Linked DNA regions of Homo sapiens: region 2 is linked to region 1. A link is an interaction called in ENCODE POLR2A ChIA-PET data of the cell type or tissue named here. Cell type or tissue: PC-9. All regions are shown on one strand. Links, peaks and the distances in the headings refer to the core of each region. The heading gives the core; the rest is flanking DNA.

Region 1 (6,795 bases), core at 2,516-5,015:
GCTTTGGGGTGGGGAGGGGGGGACTTAGTACCTTTCCCTTCTTGGACCACTCTAGTTGTCAGAAAGTGGTTCCCTATTAAAAGTCTGGAGTCACCTCCCTGGAACCCCCCTCCTTGTGCCTGTTCTGCTTTCTATACTCTCATAGATGGGGAGGGTACTTGGCCAGGGGGACGGGGATGGAAAGAGCAGTACATTTGAGAGCCAGCCTCCCTGGCTCATCTTTGGATGGTCCCTTCCCCTCCAGGTTACACCTGATGATTTTTATTCAGCTCTAAGATTTTTTTTGTCAGTGTTCTGCCCTATGACAGCCTTTCAGACTTCTGAGGATGAAGACCACACCTCCCACACTTTCCCACAGTTTTCTCTTTTCCAGGATCAACAACTCCAGATTATTCAACTTATCCTTCTAGGGCATGAGTCCCTGTCTCCTCCCAGCCAGCAAACACCCCTCAGTGAGAGGGGAAGCGGGGGTAATCCAGAGTGACCTATACTCAGAACTGTGTGTTGAGAGGAAGAAGGAGGGAAGGAAACAAATTTGGACTTTTGTCTTCTCTATATTTATGTAGTCTTCTCCTTGACCTTATAGTTGCTCAGTTGCCCTTATTCCTAAAGCCCCAAGAAGCAGGACCTGAAGCAGCCACCTGACACACTCCCGATGCCTTCTCCCCTCCTGTCAGGGCTGAAACTAAGCTCCCCAGGAATCAACCCCCATCTCAGGTCCTAAATCTTGTTCATTACAGTTTCCCTTCCTTCTGGAATCCTGTCTGAAGAAGATCCTCAAAGGCCAGGCCTAGAGATCTCTGACAGAGGCTGGTTTGGGGGAAATGGAATCTGCTTCCATTTAGGAAGTAAGAGCTGGCCACCTTGAGCCCCCTGGCCAGCCGGCCAGCCACTGCTGCAGCAGCATCAGAGGTGGAGCTCAGATTCCAGGCTAAAGCCTGAGGCTCAGCCCAGAACCCCAGGCCCCTGGGACCCTGGCAAGCCCTCCAGGAGATGACAGCATCAGCAGGAGCTTGCAAGTGAATGAAGCAGGCCAACCTCCTCTCCTGCTGCCTCCTCCTACTCTTCAGGCCGCTGAGGAGTTGGAATGTTGCCCTTTCTCCCTGGGGTGGTCACCTGCTTCCTCCCTACCTGAGCACTAGAGCTGCTGAGTAGGTGGAGGAGGGCAGGGGAGGGGCTAGGAACACCAGCTAACCTTGGCTTAGAAGAATGTGTGAAACAAGCAGGCCACAGGGCCCCTTTCCCAGCCAAAGACCCAGTGATAAGGAAAGGGGGAGGGGACAGCTGGAGGCAGCAGCAGGAGGGAGAGGGGAGAGTGTAGGAGAATGTGCTGTGTCAGCCAATTGTGCTCAGGCTCAGCCCTGAACTAACAACTCCCTCCCCTCCCCTCACCCTTTTCCCTCCCTTCCTTCTTTCCTTCCCTCCTTCCTCCCTTCTGTCCTTCCCATTCTATGTCTCCATCAGTCTTTCTGTCTCCATGTCTCTTGGTTTCTTTCTCTCTTTGGTGTCAGCCTCTCTTTCTGCCTGCTTCTGTTTCTCTTTCTGGCCTTTCTGTCTGCCTTCGTCTCTCGTTTTCATCTTTGGACCCACTGTCTGTCTGTCTGTCTCTCTGGCCCTCTCCCTGGCTCCGTCTCCCTCTGTGTGTGTCTCTGGCTTTATTTCTCTGCCTGTCCCTTTCTCTCTCTCTGTTTGCCTTTCTCCAAACCTGTCTTCTTCTCTAGATGGGTCCATTTCTCTGTGTCCCTGAGCATGTCTTTTTCTATCTTCTCTATGTCTTCTCTCTCTCTGCTTCTCTTTCTGTCTCTCTTCCTCTCTGCCCCACTGCCCTCCCCTGCCATCTCTCCCTTTCCCTCCCCTGAATGGCTCCCAAGAGGCTTTCATCAGCTGCGGAAGCACCAAGTGTGAAGCCTGGCCCCGCAGTGGGCTGGCCGGCCGTGCTTTTGAGCAGGACCAGGCCCATGGCTGCTTTTCCCAGCACAGAGAAGGAGCAAAGAGGGGAAGGAGGAGGGCACCAGCCCCTGCACACAGGATCCTGGGGAAGATTGGAGAAGGAAGGAAGCAACCTTTTGTAGCTCCTCTGCTGAGCAACCCTTTTTACCATGTGATGGAAAGACTCTTTTATCCTCATTTTTCAGATGAGGACACTTAGTCTCAGAGAAGGAAGTGACTTGTCCAAGGTCACACAGTGAGTCCGTGGCAGAGCTGCTAGGATTTGAACCCAGGACTTTCTGCCATCATTTCCCCCTGGGAGAGGGCTTGCTCTTTGGCTTCTCTTAGGCCATGCTCTCTAAGTCCATGCTGGCCTCTGCCTGACAGCTCTCTCTAGGATCCTGGTCTTTGGGCTTTCTTAGTAAGAGACCCAGTTGAAAACCTCCTGGGAAGCAGGGCTGGTGAGGTCCAATGCATCACAATGATGCCACCCAAAGCTGACCCCCAGGAGAGAAACCCCCAGGGCCTCTTGGGAGACATGGCTGAGAATATGGCATCTGATGGGGTGACATAGACAGTCTGAGCTGAAGGAACCCTGGGAGCCACACAGTCCAGCCTCTCTCACTGCACAAATGGGGAGGTTGAGGCCCATGCATAGGGAGTGAGTCCAGATCACCTCAAGACACAGCTCTTAGGGGAGCAGGACAACATTTGAAGAAGAAAATTGTCAGGGACTAGTTTGTTTTGTATAAAGAACATGAAAAGTCTATGTAAGTAAATCCACCTCGCTCACTGCCACTAAGCCATTCATTTTCCATCTCTGGACAAGGCACTTGGAGAAAAGCCTGGGGCTAGTCCCTGTGCCCAGGTCCTTCTCATCTCTGGGGATGACTGAGGGTAGGGTCAGACTGTCTTCTAGGTTTCATGGTCTGCGGCCCTGGGCTTGCCTGCTCCTTTCCCCGCCAGGGGCGGTGTGGGGGCAATACCAGCCCAAGTGGGCAGTGCAGCTGGTGGGAAAGAGCATTTGCTACCAAGACATGAAGGGGCAGTTCGGAGGGGGGGGGGGGGCGCGGCAGGGATTATGGGGCAAAAATGATCAAAAAAGAGACAGAGAGAGACAGAGACAGAGAAGAGGAGGCAGAAGGTGTGAGAAGGCTGGGCCTGGGGCCTGGAGGGAGTTATCAAAGGACAGCGACTGCCTTGGCAGGTCATAGCAGCACCAGTTTCACTCAAGTAGGGCTTGCTGTTTACACACGTGATCTAATTTTGCTTCTCACCACAGGCCTGTGACATTGGTGAGGCTGAGATTACTGTTGCCCATTTGCCAGAAGGGTAAACCAAGGCCCAGGAAAGCAAAACCACTTTAAACTCTGGGGCAGTGAATGAGCTGCTGACCCAAGCCCTTGAGCAAGCCTCAGGTGGCCTTTGCCACTTTGCCCTCAGTCCTGCTCTGGGAGGCAGTGGCATGTGGGTTCCACTGAAGAATTCTCCAGTGAAGTACAGTCAAAGTAGAGGAGCAGGAGCCAGATTCGCTGGAGGGCATTTAGAGGGAGAGAGAAAATGATTTAGGCAGAAGAGGCATTGGCTGCGAGAGGAAGATGAAAGGATCCAACAGACAGGGCTTGGCTCAGGGATGAGTCAGGCCTCCCGAGATAGTAATCTACAAATATCTCTGAGGTGTAAACAGCCAAGTAGGCTTCAAGGAAGAGAAGGAGGAGCAGGAAGGCAGCAGGAGCTGGAAGGGGAGGGGAGGGGTGGGAAGTAGAATGCCTTGGCCAGTCAGTGCAGGGACACCCACCTTGGGAGCTGCGCTGGGAGAGTTAGGCTGAGCCAGGGAGCAGGGCCCTGGAGGACGGCCCTGATGAGCTACAGAAGACCTCAGTGGGTGCCCCATCCTGCAAGGGTGCTGACCTCCCACCCTAGGCCCTCCCATGGAGTGGGCAGGCCACTTCCCATTTTCTGCCCCACTCCCTGGAGTGGGGCTTAGTGCCAACTTGGGTCTCTTCCATCTCTAATAGGACTGACTCTATGAGCACACGCTGCATATTCCCAGCTCTGGGCCTGATTGTCCATCCACACATACTGCCTCAGGGTTGCTTGGCAGCCCAGGGCTGGGAGCAGGAGCCCCCTTCCTAAGCCCATCCCCTCCTTCCTCCCAGGGGCCCCAGGTGCCGGGAGATCTGGCTTGTCTGAGCAAGGCTTAGCCCCCTTGCATCAGCTCAGAGAAGAGGCCACACAGAGATGCCACCCACGGAGGGGCAGGGGCCAGAGCCTCAGCCTCACACTCACACACTTTTCTATGCTCTGCCCAATGTCCTGGTGAGAGGGCCTGGGGTGCTGGTCCTGCTTTAAGCAAAGAGGGAAACAATGTTCCTGGGTTTGAGATGAAATGTTGCCTATAGAAGGCAGAGGAAAAGAGACAGAAGCCATTTTTCTTGAGGGGTTGGAAATATTGTTCCACCCCACCAACAATCCACGTTTACACGAAGCTCACACACACATAGCCACACACATGCACATATGCATGCAGGCATCTCTTCTGCACTCTCTGCCGCGGTAAAACGGAAGGGCCTGGACAGGGGCTCAGAGGAGACCAGAAAGGCCCAGTATAATTCTTGTGTAGTGGCTTTCCGCCTAGCTCACTGGTGCCTCGCCTCAGCTCTGAAAGGTAGAGCTCATAATGTCCATTTCACAGACAAGGAGACTGAGGCTTAAAATGATGAGACTTATGCTCTCGCAGCTAGAAAGTAATAAAACGTGGGGCATCAGACTCGGGTGTGTGTGCCTCTGCCCATGGGCTTGGCCTCCTCCTGCGGGGGCGGTGTGATGGGGACCCTGCAGCTCCCTCTCTTCCGGTCCACCTTGATATTGCAAACCTAGCCCCTTGGGAAGTTATCCTCTGGGTGTCCTCTAAAGCTCCACTTTCTGGGGAAATGAAAGCCTGGCCAGGTCCACTAGCAAGAGGGAGGTGGCCCAGTTTCTGCTGTTCCACCAGGTAAGATGAACCCCTGGCTGCTCCTCTTTGACTTCCTGCCAGGAAGAGGGGTGGGAGGATCTGGGAAGCTCCTTCAGAGCAGGCGTGCTACGCCTTCCCATTTGCAGCCCAGGATCTGCACACTGGAGGCACCCTCGCAGAGCCCACAATGGATGCCAAGTGGCAGTGAGGCCCTGAGGAAGAAACAAAAGGATGTGGGGCAGGCATAGTGAGAAGGATAACTCCTGTGTGTGCAGCATGTGTCAGTCTTCAAAGTGCTTCCAGAGGCATGCCATGGAGACCTAGCCCCTATGAATGAGGGAGGGAGGAAAGGATGACCATCTCTATTTTCCACATGAGAAAAATGAGGACAAGAGAGTAGAAAGGGCTTGTTCAAGGTCCCATAGCTAGACTGTGGACCAGTGCTTTGAGTTGCTGTTGTTGATTTTTCATTGCAACTCATGGTTACAAAACCAACAATAACAATATTTATGTGTGTGTATAAAATCATTTTTTACATCAAGACTCAGTACACATTTATGTAAAAATATATAAGTGTACATAAAATGGAAACAAAAGCTTCGTGAAACTACTTATCCTTACCGTATGGGATGTACTCATTTTATTTTTATTTTTTAGAGACAAGACTCTCACTCTGTCGCCCAGGCTAGAGTGCAGTGGTGTGATCATGGCTTGCACTCCTGGGCTCAAGCAATCTTCCTGCCTCAGCCTCCTGAGTAGCTAGGACTACAGGTGTGCACCATCACACTTAGCTAAGTTTTTAAAAATTTTTTGTAGAGACAGGGTCTTGCTATGTTGTCCAGGCTGGTCTCAAACTCCTAGCGTCAAGTGATCTTCACACCTCAGCCTCCCAAAGTCCTGTGATTACAGGTATGAGCCACTGCACCTGGCCTGCGTGGGATGTACTCTATTCCATTTTTTAAAATCCTGATCAAGACTCACAGAATTGATTGTATGACTTGCTAATGAGTTGCAACACGCAGTTTGAAAAAGACTGCTCTGGGGGCTACAGGCCACAGCCTTAGTTCTCCTGCCTCCAGAGAGAGAGGGCTGTTTGCGTCATGCTGTCCTGCCTCATTTTGAAAAAGAGGGGATGGGACCAGCTTAGTCAAGTGAGGAGATGGAATGGCCATGGTGGCAGAGGATTGGACTGGGGTGCTGTGGTTCATTGGGCCAGAGGAGGCCTCTTGGTGAGGGCTTCCTGCTCCTCTGAGACAAGCACGGAGCACAGGTAAAAGCCATAGAGATCTCAAAATGCTGGCCCCTGAAGGAACATAGAACCAGGATGCTAATACTGGGGCCTGATGGGGTGAAGCCTGTGACAGAAGGAAAAGGATCTGACAGAGGGGAAAGGGAATCATCCTGTGAAAGGTACAGACACCCCTGCACATGGACTCACACATTCACTCACACACATGTGCACATACATGCACATATGCACACACACCTTCCTTTGCAGCCTCCTCCCTCCCATCCTCAAAATTCCAGTTCATCCCCTCCCTCCTGCATACACAGACACACACGCATGCCCTCCCATACCCTCACACCACATACACAGGTTGCTGTGGGTGTCAGGCCTCTGGTGCTAGAAGGGGAACGGCTGCCCCTCCTTGGTGGCCCTTGGTGACCATCGGCCTCTCAGAGAGCAGAGGGTGGGGGAGGCCGGTGGCTTTTCTGGGCCCAATTCTGGCCCACAAGAAGGACCTAGCTGGGGAGACAGAGGTTCTGGGTACCCTAAGAGGAGTGAGAAGGTCTGCTCAGGGCTGTTTCTCATCAAGAGGGCATGGACCCTGGGCACCTGGAACTCAGGGTTCAGAGAAGCCAGGGAAAAGAACAGGAGTGGAGGATGAGAGAAGATTATCTCATAGCGC
Region 2 (6,795 bases), core at 2,302-4,801, 360 kb before region 1:
CCAGAGGTATGGTCTCCAATCTGCTTTTCCCCAGACTGTTGCTCTCATCCTGAACAGCCTTCAGGAAGGTGTCACAGAGTTGCCCTGACAATGGGGCCAAAAAGTTTGTGAACATCCAAGGTAAAGTCTCTTTACCTGGGCCTTGCCAGACCTTCAAGCTTGCATTATTCTCATTTATCCAAACACAAAGGTTGACTCCCAGCAACTGCTGTGTGAACTGGTCTTATTGTTTTACCATTCATTGAGTACTCAGGCTGTATGACCAAGGTTAAAAGTTGTATAAGTACCCCCCACAGAAGAGACCAGTGCATGAGTCAAGGTCGTGAGAACAGACAACATGTACATCAGGCTCTAGTGGCACAGTGTTTACTTACAGCAAGAGAGAGAGAGTGTGCACAAGATCCAGGCTCTGGATTAGCACCTCATACAAGGGCTTCAGGTTGAAAAGAGCACCCCCTTGCCCTTCCACCCTTTCTACCATATGAGGACGTGGGCTAGTTCCTCCCCTTGGGAGGATGCAGCAACGAGGCGCCATCTTGGAAGCAGAGAGCAGCCCTCACCAGACACCAGTCTTGCTGGCACTTGATCTTGTATTGCTCAGCCTCCAAAACTGTGAGAAATAAATTTTTATTATTTATACATTTCCCAGGCTGTAGTATTTTGTTATGGCAACACAAATGGACTAAGATGCTCAGAGTCCCTTTCTTGACTCCCCTTCGTCTCCACTGCATCCCCAGAGGGAAAGAAGCCACTCACAGCCGCTCCATGCAGGAAAGGTCTTGAAAAAGCTGTGGAGTCAGTGAGCAGATGGAGTTGTGGAAGCTGTGGGAGCAGAAAGGCCCAAAAGGACAGAGCAGAGTTAGGGGCATGGACAGGGCTGGGCCTGGGGTTTACCCGGGCAGTGGGTGTTCTGGAGACTCCAGGAGGGCTGGCTTGAGTGGAAAAGCAACCTCTGAAGAGTGAATTTAACTTAAGAGAGAAACACACGGTAAATTCCCAGTTAGTCATGAAACACGCAGACCTCATTCTCTGGTGAGTCCTTCTGTGAAACATTTGTTTTTGTAAAAGTTCCCTTTGCCTTAAAGTGTCTGCTGCTTGGTGAGCAGGTCTATGCAAACCTAAGCTCAAAGGCCAAGGAAGCTAAGAGGCAGAAGAAAGAGGCTGACAAATTCAGTTTTTCAGAAATAAATATTTAATAGGGACTTAGGAACAGAAGCCATGTCTCAGACAGCAGTGAGTTGAGATGCTAGATGCACCGCCCACACACATTCCGTGTTGTTACTGTTACCCCCTCAGCCTCAGGGCTCATATACTATAGGAAAATGGTAAGCGTGCTTCAAATGTATATGTAGGACAATTGCTTCAGGGCAGGATTTATGGTAAGTACAATAACATCAGGGTTGTTTTGACTTAAGCGAAGATTTGGTAAGTACATTCTCTTACATCAGGAACAGAAGATAAAATAGAAATGTTGGAGGCATTCCTGGAACTGGGGTTAATGAGAAGTCAACATGGTGGATGAGACTCCTAGATGGAGTTGCTATAGCCTCTACAGTGTCCTATTGCCTTCTCACAAGAACAACTCCCCCAAAGGGGCCAGCCAACTCACTGGTGCCCAGGATTGCCAGGCCAGCAGGTGAGAGGGTGGAGATAGTTCTGGCAGCATATTCTCTTGCTGGAGACACAACTCACAGTCATGGTCCTTAGAGCAAGAGTGGGGACTAATGCCTTCGTCATCTTTGTTAAGGGAGGACTTGGTAGTATCTGGGGTAGAGAGAGGTGATAGACGTCACTCCAGGCCTGACCAGTGATCTCAGGGACTGGACACAAGGGTAATCTTGGATATAGGGTCCTTTACAACTGGGAGCTGAACAACCCCCAACCAGAGCTTATACCCAGTGGCCAACAGGCATGGGTTCCAAAGAAAATACCAAGGTCACCTCAAACTCTAGTTCCTTCTGGGCTGGGTGCCCATTCTGTCAATGGCTATTGGTTTAGTAAATGGCCCCCATCTGTCCCACTCCCCAGCCAAAAAGCTGAGCAGTTCCAAGTTTATCTATCCTCCAAACCCTCAGCCTCATCCCTACGCCCCAACCACCAGCCCCAGGCTCCTTCCAGAAAACCTAGCCCTCACGGCTTTCTCAGTTCCCACAAGCCCTCTAAAGCCTTGGAAGTGATGGAGTGGATTGAATTGTCTAAAGGAAGCTATGAACACAGAAGGGTGCTGAGGCACCTCATAGTGTCCCATACTCTCTGGCCCCAGAGAAGCCCAGGACCCAAGGATAGAACCAGGTCTCCCAAAGCTGTCCTAGGCCCCACTGACTCTCCCAAGTTCCAGACTTTCTACCTGGGTCAGCCAGAGACCTCATTTCCTTCTTTCCAGCAAAACACATGGGGCTTCTCCAAGTTAAGTGGGACCTGCACTGGGGGCCTGCAAGGAGGAGGGGGGCAGTTAATTAACTTTGGAGGAACTTGGTCAGCTTTTTCCTTGCTGTGAAGCTTGGGTCTGATCATCTGTGGTGTCTAACAGTAAGTGGCAACTCCATCCTTCCAGTTGCACAAGCCAAGAGCCTTGGAGCCATCCTTGACTTCTATTTTTCCCTCATACCACGCATCCTGCCCAGGTTCTGTTCACCCTTCAAAATACACCCAGAACCTTACCACTCCTTCCACTTCCACTGCTCCTATCTTAGTCCTTGCTAATATCATCTCTCACCTGGATGATTGCAGCGGCCTCTTGACTGACCTCCCTGCTTCCAATTCTGGCCACTCACAATCCACGCTGAAAATAGGAGGCAGAAAAATGCCCAGCTCAAAACTTTCCAATAGCTTCTGATTTCACTTAAGTTCTTATGACTGTCTCCAAGGCCCTACCCAACTTCGCCCCTTGCCACCTCTTTGACTACATCTCCTACCACTCTCCTCCCTCATACTGTCTGCTTTGGCCACACTAGCTGTTTTTGGGATATGCCAGGCATACTCCTGCCTCAGGGTCTTTGCACTGCTCGTCTCCTCATGTAGTTGCACAGCTTGCTCCCTAACCTCTTTAAGGTTCTTACTCAAAAGTCAGTGAGGCTTTTTCCCTGACCACCTATTTAGAATGGCAGCATATACCCCCATCCCTAGCCCTGCATTCCCTATGTCATCTTCCTACTTTATCACCCTCTGACCTACTATGTAATGTACGTATTTATGATCATTATCTGCATCTCCTGCATTAGAGTAGAAGCCCCACGAGGGTAGGGATTCATGACAAGTTTGGTCTCTGCTGTATCTCCAGCATCTAAAACACAGTGGGTGATACCTAGTATACACTCAGTGAATAAACGTTGAATGAGTCAGCGGGGAAATCCTTCCAATCATTCTGGGAAACTCTACCCCCTCTTCAGTTCGGCTGGTGCTGAGGTGGGAGAATCTCCAACATAGGCCACGAGTCCAACAGGGCAAGGGCTGTCCCCAACTGAGGCAGGGTCTGGCAATTCATAGGTGTCAGTGTTTGTTCAATGAACAGACACTAGGGCGAGGTGGTGGACACATATAAGGTGACCAAATACTGGTTTCTCCTTAGTGGTCTGATGTTTACATTTCAAAGGAGTGCCCTGAAGATGCAGTGCTTCAACCCCAAGGATGAAACTGTGTTGATAAAAATTCAGGGCGTGCAGCAGGCTCCGAGAGCTACTCTTTAGGAACAAGTAGGGCTTTAGGGACCACTTGAGTCACACTCCAGCCCCCAAGCTCACCCTCCCTACCCCAAGTTCCTTTATTCAACAAATATTTATTGAGCACTTATTATATGCCAGGTTCAATGCTGAGTGCCAGGATTTTGCCCTCAAGGAAGCCCATCCAAACCTTAACCCTGGCCTTTCTCTCTAGCTTCTTTCTTTTCTCGATTTCCCAACTCTGAGCATCAGAGGGAAGAAGAAAACAGACTAAGGGAAACAAGAGGTGCATCATCCAGGTGGAGGCCGACCAGGGCTAGGACACCCCAGCACCCTCTTGTGAACATGGGTGAGTCCCCAGGCCTTTACCTCCCAGTTTGACCCCAGGGGCAGGACCCAGTGGAGTATAATAGAACCCTGACACTTCACATGCTGCATGAGGGCTACAGGAGGGCCACCTGGCTTAGAGGTTGGGCCATCTGAGCTTTTTAGCACATTGTTTCTATCAAATTAAGGAGCACTTCTGAATTGGAGGCTGGCCTGGCCCAGTGTGCCTGCCTCGCTGTTGTGTGTGGGCTACAGCCTGTATGCCAATAATCCAAGAGCTCAGCCATTCCTACTGAAGCTATATAGAGTATCTTGCATAATATACAGCTGTTCAATTTCAAGTCCATAGCTTGACACCTAGAACCTAGGCCATTCTAAGAGATACCTGACAAAAGCCTCCATATACTTGCTTTTCTCTTTCATTTCTTCTTTCTATATCCCTCTATTTCTTAAGCTCTTTTTCTCCTTCTTTCTTTCCTACTCCTTTCTTTTCCATCTCTCCATCTAGCATTCACTAAGAACTGACAGGCCCAGTCCTGGGCTCTGGGCCCAGAGCTGAATAAAATCCAGACTTTTCTTGTAAGGAGCCCAAAATCTCACGTAGAAGACAAATATTGAAATAGTTTCAATACACGGTGTTAACTAACAAGTCAGAGATAGGCACAGAGTGTGAGAGCAACACACACCTGAGTCCACCCTGGAAAGTAAGGGATTGATAGTGAGTGGGGGAAGCCAGGGTAGGCTTCCTGGAGGAGGCACAGTCTAAAAGTCCTGAAAGGGGCTGGGGGTAGTTGCTCATGTCTGTAATCCCAGCAGTTTGGGAGACTGAGGGAGGAGGATTGCTTGAGCCCAAGACTTTGAGACCAGCGTGGGCAACAGAGCAATACCCTGTCTCTACCAAAAAATACAAAAATCAGCCAGGCATGGTGGCATATGCCTGTGGTCCCCGCTACTAGGGACACTGAGGTGGAAGGATCAATTGAGCCTGGAGTTCAAGGCTGCAGTGAGCTATGATCGTACCACAGCACTCCAGCCTGGGCAACAGAGTTAGACTATGTCTCAAAAAAGAAAAGTAAGTTTTAAAAAAAGTATTGAAAGGTCAGTAGTAATGAGCCAGGCAATGGGGAGAAGCAAGGCAGGCATTCCTGTTGAAGGGACAGCATGAGGGATGATGAAGAACTGGAGCTATATGGAGGTAACAGGTCCTAAAGAGTCGCATATGGCATATCAAGCCAGTGTTTCCCAAACAGGGTCTTGATGAAGGCTAATGTTCTAGGAGAAAGACAGGATGCAGGAGGGTCTGGTGTCAAATAAGTGGGGCAACAGGCTTATGATTGACCTTCTTCTTGGCGAACCCCAGTGCACATTAGCATAGTAAAGATGCTAATATGTCCTGCAATCAAGACACCTGTTTTACTTTGTTGAGCCCAGCATTAACCTAACTTATTTGCCCTGGGAACTCTTTATCACCGGATCCCAGTGATCATCCCAGGCCACATAGTTTGAGAAATGTTGCTATAAACGCTAGGGACCCAGCAGAAGGATTTAGGCAGGGACTGATGCAATTGGGCCTATGTTTCGGAAGGCTCCCTCTGGATGCTGTGTGGGTTGTGGACTGGAGAGGGAGAGAGAAGCAGCAGGGAGATGGGGAAATAGATTACTGCCATTGTCCAGGCAGGAGAAATGAGAGTCCTGCACATAGCAAGGGTGCAGCATGGGTGGCCATGGCATTGGAGCCTGTCTCGTCTTTGAATTGGGCTCAGTCAATGCACCCTGAAGCCTGCCCATATTCAAGAACTGAGCCCCTTGATCAGGCCAGTTTCACCCTAGGTTGGTCCCTGCACTCTCCCAGGCCAGATCTGTTCCAGCCTCCCAGTCCCCGCTTCTCCAACCTGACCGTGATGCCAGTACTGGCACTTGAGGAGTCTGGGTTCCTGCCCTCTCTCCACCCTGAAATCTGGAAAGGCTAGGGTTCCATGAAGCCCACAGTCCTCAATTCATTTCTCCCTAATGGATGTGCAGCCTGGGCAGGCCTGCCCCCAGGCTTCCTCTTCTTTTATGAAGCATTTTATGATTTCTCACTAGAGAGACTTCATTGGAAAGGCTAGCTAGACTGATGGAAGCAGTGAAATGGAATAGGGAGAAGTCTGGGCTAGAGGAAGGTGCAAATAGCAGCTCTTCTCCCATGGATCAGCCTCATTTCCTCACCCGGGTAAAGTGTGGGGTCAAGGTCACAGGTGCAACCCCCCTGCCAAGCCATTTCTGTGGGCAATGCTGGTGGGCACCTTTTCTCACATAGGCACATACAATGTAGACTGAACAAAGGCCGCAGGCCTACAGAGACCTGGGCTGGCCAAAATGCTCATAAAAGGGAACATGTAGCTAGTGGCCCTTGTATATTCAATTAGAGGCGTGCTAACACACACGAGTACATGACATTTTGACCTGGCAACTTTGATGCATCCATTTGGACACCAGGAACATTTTGTTCTGATTGCTTTAATGGGGTGGTTTTGACACAAAGAGATTTTTATAGGCCTAAAATTAAACCATTAAACTTTCAGCTTTGAAAAAAATGAGTATTACTATCTAGAGCTATTTGAAAAGGACAGCTTCACTTCCCCCACTTAACCTCACTCTATTGGTGACCCTGGATGTGATGGAGATTGATGGAGGAGTTTAGGAGTGAGGGGGGCTGTTCAGGGCTGTCATAGGAGCCTATCATCTGATAATAAGAACACGATGATTTTACATTGGAGCACAGCCATCTGGGCATAGTTTGTGCAGTGGCTCCAGCAGAATGGTCCTG

Evidence for each region. Peaks named below come from ENCODE experiments on the same cell type or tissue, not always from the same donor. Only the 100,000 strongest peaks of a DNase experiment are listed, where the experiment ranks them.
Region 2: POLR2A ChIA-PET joins it to region 1 with 7 read pairs; 2 of 35 experiments call an interaction of 5 or more read pairs at or near these places.

What each region holds. Positions count from the first base shown.
Region 1 is chrX:69,106,311-69,113,105 of GRCh38, forward strand. No RefSeq gene overlaps it. Among named protein-coding and RNA genes, the nearest start is that of PJA1, 56 kb to the right of the region's middle. In PC-9, for the core only: no CTCF peak of the experiment used is centred there; a DNase peak (open chromatin) is centred at 3,521.
Region 2 is chrX:68,751,269-68,758,063 of GRCh38, forward strand. No RefSeq gene overlaps it. Among named protein-coding and RNA genes, the nearest start is that of EFNB1, 74 kb to the right of the region's middle. In PC-9, for the core only: no CTCF peak of the experiment used is centred there; no DNase peak of the experiment used is centred there.